Regions from separate parts of the Homo sapiens genome. Here region 1 is linked to region 2. A link is a contact called in ENCODE Hi-C or POLR2A ChIA-PET data. All regions are on one chromosome and are shown on one strand. Each heading gives the region's core, a stretch centred on a gene start or an enhancer-like site at or near the end of the contact. The rest is flanking DNA. Distances are from core to core; before and after follow the strand shown.

The links. A loop is a pair of places that touch in the nucleus more often than their neighbours do. ChIA-PET counts read pairs that join two places held with the same protein, here RNA polymerase II (POLR2A). Pooled maps may share reads with other maps.
Region 1: a loop to region 2 is called in a pooled map, with 6 times the contacts of the local background. The contact joins the promoter of MRM3 here to the enhancer-like site in region 2. A Hi-C loop is called at or near these places in 6 of 50 pooled maps. POLR2A ChIA-PET finds 5 or more read pairs at or near these places in 2 of 52 experiments (WTC11 and activated naive CD4-positive, alpha-beta T cell).

The regions. Positions count from the first base shown.
Region 1 is chr17:781,079-783,778 of GRCh38, reverse strand. It overlaps MRM3 (mitochondrial rRNA methyltransferase 3), which reads right to left and starts at 1,426. Exons shown (of 4, transcript NM_018146.4): 1 at 1,087-1,426; 2 at 452-696. The coding sequence starts at 1,400. It overlaps GLOD4 (glyoxalase domain containing 4), which reads left to right and starts at 1,499. Exons shown (of 9, transcript NM_016080.4): 1 at 1,499-1,613. The coding sequence starts at 1,524. RefSeq lists enhancers at 899-1,447, 1,119-1,468, 2,469-2,568.
Region 2 is chr17:1,103,044-1,105,743 of GRCh38, reverse strand. The region is part of intron 2 of ABR (ABR activator of RhoGEF and GTPase); the gene reads left to right. Among named protein-coding and RNA genes, the nearest start is that of ABR, 76 kb to the left of the region's middle. Within about 2 kb of position 1,448, at least 7 of the 41 ENCODE cell types and tissues checked have a DNase peak (open chromatin) inside an H3K27ac peak, as active enhancers do.

The DNA.
Region 1 (2,700 bases), core at 177-2,676, 320 kb after region 2:
ATTGAAAATACTCTAAGATACACAGGTTTGAGAATTATATTTTTCTAATTGTAACATTTTGAATTTCATTTCAATGCTGCTGTCCTAAGACAAGTATGAGAAATTAATCCTAGGTCTCCACACCTTAAGATACACTGTGTAAGGCCAGGCATGGTGGCTCACGCCTGTAATCCCAGCACTTTGGGAGGCCGAGGCAGGAGGATCACCTGAGGTCACAAGTTCGACGTCAGCCTGGCCAACATGGTGAAACCCCACCTCTACTAAAAATACAAAAATCACCCGGGCATGGTGGCAGACGCCTGTAATCCCAGCTACTGCGGAGGCTGAGGCAAGAGAATCCCTTGAACCCGAGAGGCGGAGGTTGCAGTGGGCCGAGATCGCGCCATTGCACTCCAGCCTGGGTGACAGAACAAGACAAAAAAAAAAAAAGATACACTGGGTAATCACTAACCCATTATTCCTTGTGGCGTTACGAGGTCGGACCAATCCTTGATATCCTCAAATTTCACCTTAATGAGGCTGACACCTTTCAGCTTATCGACTGGCAACTCCTTTAGGTATTCTAGACGGCTAAAGAAGAACATTTTTGGCACAGCTCCAGCCTTGAGAGCGTCTGAAATGAGCCTGCGACCTTCCAGCAGGATCTTCCCTTGTTTTTCCCGAAATGGCCTGGACTTTACTATTGTCATTACACTGCTGTAGATGGAAATAAAAAAAAAAAACAGGTAACTATCAACATCCTTGTTACTGAGACACGCTTAGTTGTAACAGAAATAAAGAGCTACGGAGAGGGCCGGGCGCGGTGGCTCACGCCTGTAATCCCAGCACATTGGGAGGCCGAGGCGGGCGGATCACCTGAGGTCAGGAGTTCCAGATCAGCCTGGCTAACATGGTGAAACAAAAACAACAACAAAGAGCTAAGGAGAAACAGAAGCTAATTCCAAAGACGCTTATTCGGCCCTCTGTGCATAATACAAAAACCAGCGGGCTGTACTGGAAGAAGTCCTCCATCGGAAGGAGGTTAAGGTTCCGCTGTGCGACGGGAAGGGAAACGAGAACATTCGACAGGCTCAAGAACCACATCACCTCAGCCTCCTGTCCCCGGGATAAGCTTTATCGTAGCGAAGCCCAGACTCTTCCCAGGTGCTGGGAGCGCGGGATGCGGACTCCTCGAGCGGTTGTTTCTCTCGTTGCTCCTGGGCACTGGCCTCAGATGGTGCCTTGCGGGGCTGCTTCCCAGGAGCGCGCTTCTGTTCCACCACCTCTCCGGAAGGAAACACCACTTTCACTGGGCTCCGCCGCAGCGCCCGGACCCAGCGCCTCGCGTCAAGGTCCCAAGCCTGGACCACCTGCAGCAACGGTCGCACGACAAACCTCGCGGGTCTCACCAGCGCCGCCATGTTCCCTGAGACCCGGGCTGCGTCACGAAAGCGCGCCGTCGGCGGCTAGTGACGTCACGGCCCGTGGCGCCCTTCGTGGACTGGGCTGTACGGTGCGCGTGACGGCTGCGTGCGGCGGGAATCATGGCTGCTCGCAGAGCTCTGCACTTCGTATTCAAAGTGGGAAACCGCTTCCAGACGGCGCGTTTCTATCGGGACGTCCTGGGGATGAAGGTGCAGGCCGGGGCCGACAGGGGCTGGCGCGCGAGGCTGGAACCGGCGCCCGAGCCGGCCCTGGCGGAGGGAGGGGAAAATGGGTGTGTCGTGAACCTAAGCCGGAGGGTGTCCGACCTTAGGCCCTGCGCGGTGTTCAGCTTCAGGAGCGTGGCGAGTTGCCGTTGGGGATCATAGGCCTTGGAGAAGGGCCTAACACGATTAGTCCCCGCGGTGTGCCCACGCACGTCCTTTCATTTAAGCCACTCGTAAACGTTTATTGAGCCCCGCCCTTGTGGAGCTTACCGTCTACCGGAAAAGACGGTAAATAAAATGTTATATAATGCTTTCTAGTTAATATTTGTGTTTTCCGGTTTGGAGCCTTTGATGTAGATAAAATCAGCGTATTCAGAGTTCTGCTTCTAGCAAGGCTGGTCTGAATAGTCCGTTTCGGATACTCAGTCTCTGAATATATGCTCCAACTCTCAACCCATCTGCTTTTCAACAGCACCCAGAAGCGGTCTGTCTCGGGTCCTGAGGAGCTGTTATTTGCAGGATTCAGTTGGTTGGGGAACTGGGTTTTGGGGACCTCCTTTGATAAGCCAGGGAGGTAGGGAACACACCACTAAGGAAGACTTGAAAGGTGCAAGAGCGCGGTTTAGTGTATAGACGGTGCAATAGACGGGGATCTGAATTCGTCAGGTCATTTTTAAAATATCTGCTATTTTCAGGGTACTACGTTGAGTTTTGGCAACAAAGGTGCAAATGACCCTGATATATATCCTCCATTAGAGCTCATGGCCTGGGTTGGGGTGGGAGTTGGAACTGGATTTGTACGTAGATGATGGTAATGGAAGTCAGAATTTGATAGTGAAAAACCACCAAACTTTCGATAGCAGAAACCACAGAGCTGTCCCTTGTTAGTATTTCCTCGTCGATCAAAAGGTTGTTGCAAAGATTAAACACGTGCCGGCGCGGTGGCCCACGCCTGTAATCTCAGCACTTTGGGAGGCCAAGGCGGGTGGATCACTGGAGGTCAGGAGTTGGACACCAGCCTGGCCAACATGGTGAAACCCTGTCTCTACTAAAAATACAAAAATTAGCCGGG
Region 2 (2,700 bases), core at 199-2,698:
ATGCCACCACGTTGGGCTAATTTTTATATTTTTGTAGAGACAGGGTTTCACCATGTTGCCCATGCTAGTCTGTAACTCCTGGGCTCAAGCAATCTGCCCCTCTTGGCCTCCCAAAGTGCTGGGATTACAGGAGTGAGCCACTGAGCCCAGCCCAATTCTGTGCCAGTTTTTAATGGATCATCTGAAACATCTCTATTTCTGTTTCACCTGCCCAGGTCTCTTGTGCCTGCACATCATGCCTGTATCCCCCATTTGGATGTTTTTCTAAGTGCGGGCCCCACGTGGTGATTTGAGAAATGATCGGTGGCACCTCGATCTATATTTTGCATTTTAATGGTTAAGTATATATTTTAATATATATTAGAAAAAATATGACCTGTACATTTTTCTTACGATTTCAAATACGTGTAGGGTAAGACTGCTTTTTACAAGTCAGTTCTTGGGCGCAGTGGCTCATGCCTGTAATCCCAGCACTTTGGGAGACTGGGCGCGGTGGATCATGAGGTCAGGAGTTCAAGACCAGCCTGGCCAACATGGTGAAACCCTGTCTCTACTAAAAACACAAAAAGTATCTGGGCGTGGTGGCGTGCACCTGTAATCCCAACTACTCAGGAGGCTGAAGCAGGAGAATCACTTGAACCCGGGAGATGGAGGTTGCAGTGAGCCAAGATCCTGCCACTGCACTCCAGCCTGGGTGACACAGTGAGACTCTGTCTCAAAAAAAAAAAAAAAAAAAAAAAGTTACTGTAAAGAACAATATTGAGTAAAGAATAGTGCAGGTGGTGGTATGTGAGTATGGCAAAATTTTAAGGGTGGGATATGAACAACCAAAGTTTCAAAACATTGCCTGTGCCCTATGGTGCCTGCCTAAGACCTCAGACAGCAATAGGGAGCCCAGAATACGGGGATCCACCCTTCAGGAGAGAGGGGCCACTGGAATTTGGTCTTTGTCCCCCAGCAGTTGACCCGTCTTCTCTGTTCTAAATTCTGCCAAGGAAGCAGCTGAAAGAGACTTCCTCAGCGCCTAGCGCTGGGAGAGGAGAGGGTCTCTCGATGCCTCTACACTGCCTCAGCTGTCCTGAGACTGAGATGGGCCAGTTGTCCTGAGGTTGATGCTTGGTGTGGGTATAAGCCCCAGGCACGGCCACCCCCACCCCCAGGCCCAGTGGCATCTACTCTGAGCAGATCCTGCTGGGTACTCCTGGCAGCCAGCTGTGGCCCGTGAACTGACTTCTACCGTCTGTGAAGCCTCAGACCCTCGCTGCATGCCCTATAGCCTTGAGTCGCAGCCAGAGAGCCAGCCCTGCTTGTTGTCTTGGAGGCCAGTGCTACTGGAGAGATTGTGTCTTTGCTTGGCCTGGAACCAGATGTTTGGAGGCTTTATTTAGCCTCTCAACTCTGTGGAGGACCAGGCCTGAGCTGGCCACGCCTTATCTCTAGACATTGTTCCTACCAGAGTGACCTGACGTCTTTGGTTTGGCGGCTTCAAGCTGCCACACTGTCAGCCTAGCAGATTGTGCAGGATGCTGAGGATAAACGAACCCACCAGGACTGCATTTCACAAGTTCTGGCTGGGAGGAAGTGAGGACAGGCAGCTTCCCGGTGCTGGAGACAGGTAGGCAGCGTGGCAGAGGCTGTGGGACCTGGAACTCTTTAGAGAACTCGCTCCGGAGCATTCTAGGCACGTGGGCACCTCTCCTTCACCTTCGTATTCCCAGTGCCTGGCTCCCGGTGGGAATGGGTGAGTGAGTGGTGAGCCTGGTTTTTGATGAGACAAGAGACGCCCTGCAAAGACTGAAGAAACAATGTGAATTTCCTCATGGCTCTAAACTGGGAATTGTGGAGTCTGAGGAAAGCTGGAAAAGATGGGAGATGGAACAGGCCTTCCTTTGGTGGTGACTGAGCAACGGGTCTCCTGTTAGCCAAGTGCACCGAGGCTAATTTCCCATCCGTACGCTCTCCAACGCCTTTGCTCCAATCTCAGCCAAAACTGCAGCGTGAACGGGGCCCAGAGCAGGACTCTTGGGGCTGACTGTTGCCTCTTGAGGGAGGGTCTTCCTGAGTTGTCTTCCCATCAGAACCAGCCTTTCAAGAGTGGACTATGAATGGAAGTCTTGAGGGGAGGATCTTGCAGAAATGGGCGATTACAGGGCTTCCAGGGTCTATGCTCGTGCCAGGGGGGATGAAGCTTGTTTGTGGCTGGGGCTGCAAATCCCTTTCTTCCCCCCATCCTAGTCCAACCAGCTCTACAGTTACAGCTCACGGTGTGGCATTTGCTAAACCCTCAGGCAAAACCTTGGTTGGCAGGGAACAGGAGGGAGTGCTAGCCCCCAGCACAGGGGATGAGTTCCCATTTGTCAAGGCTGGGAAGCAGCAGGAAGACCCCTGAGGGTCTGACCTGGAGGGGCTGGAGCTGGGGGCTGTTCCAGGCTCTGATCTTGTCCCCCGGGGCTACGTGTGCTGGAGGCTGTGCAGGCCTCTGGCAGTCCCGACTCTCGGTGCCTCAGGAAGATGATAACACCTGCCAGGTTTTGAGACTCCGGTGAATTGAACCACAAAGATAGCTAAGCTCAGTTCCTGGAATTTGTGAAGCCGCCAATAAGTAACTATTGCCCTTGCCTGAAGCGTGGGGTCTGTCTTGCTTTTCTAATGCTGCTGAAACAAATCGCCACAAACTTAAGGGCTTAAAACCACACAAAT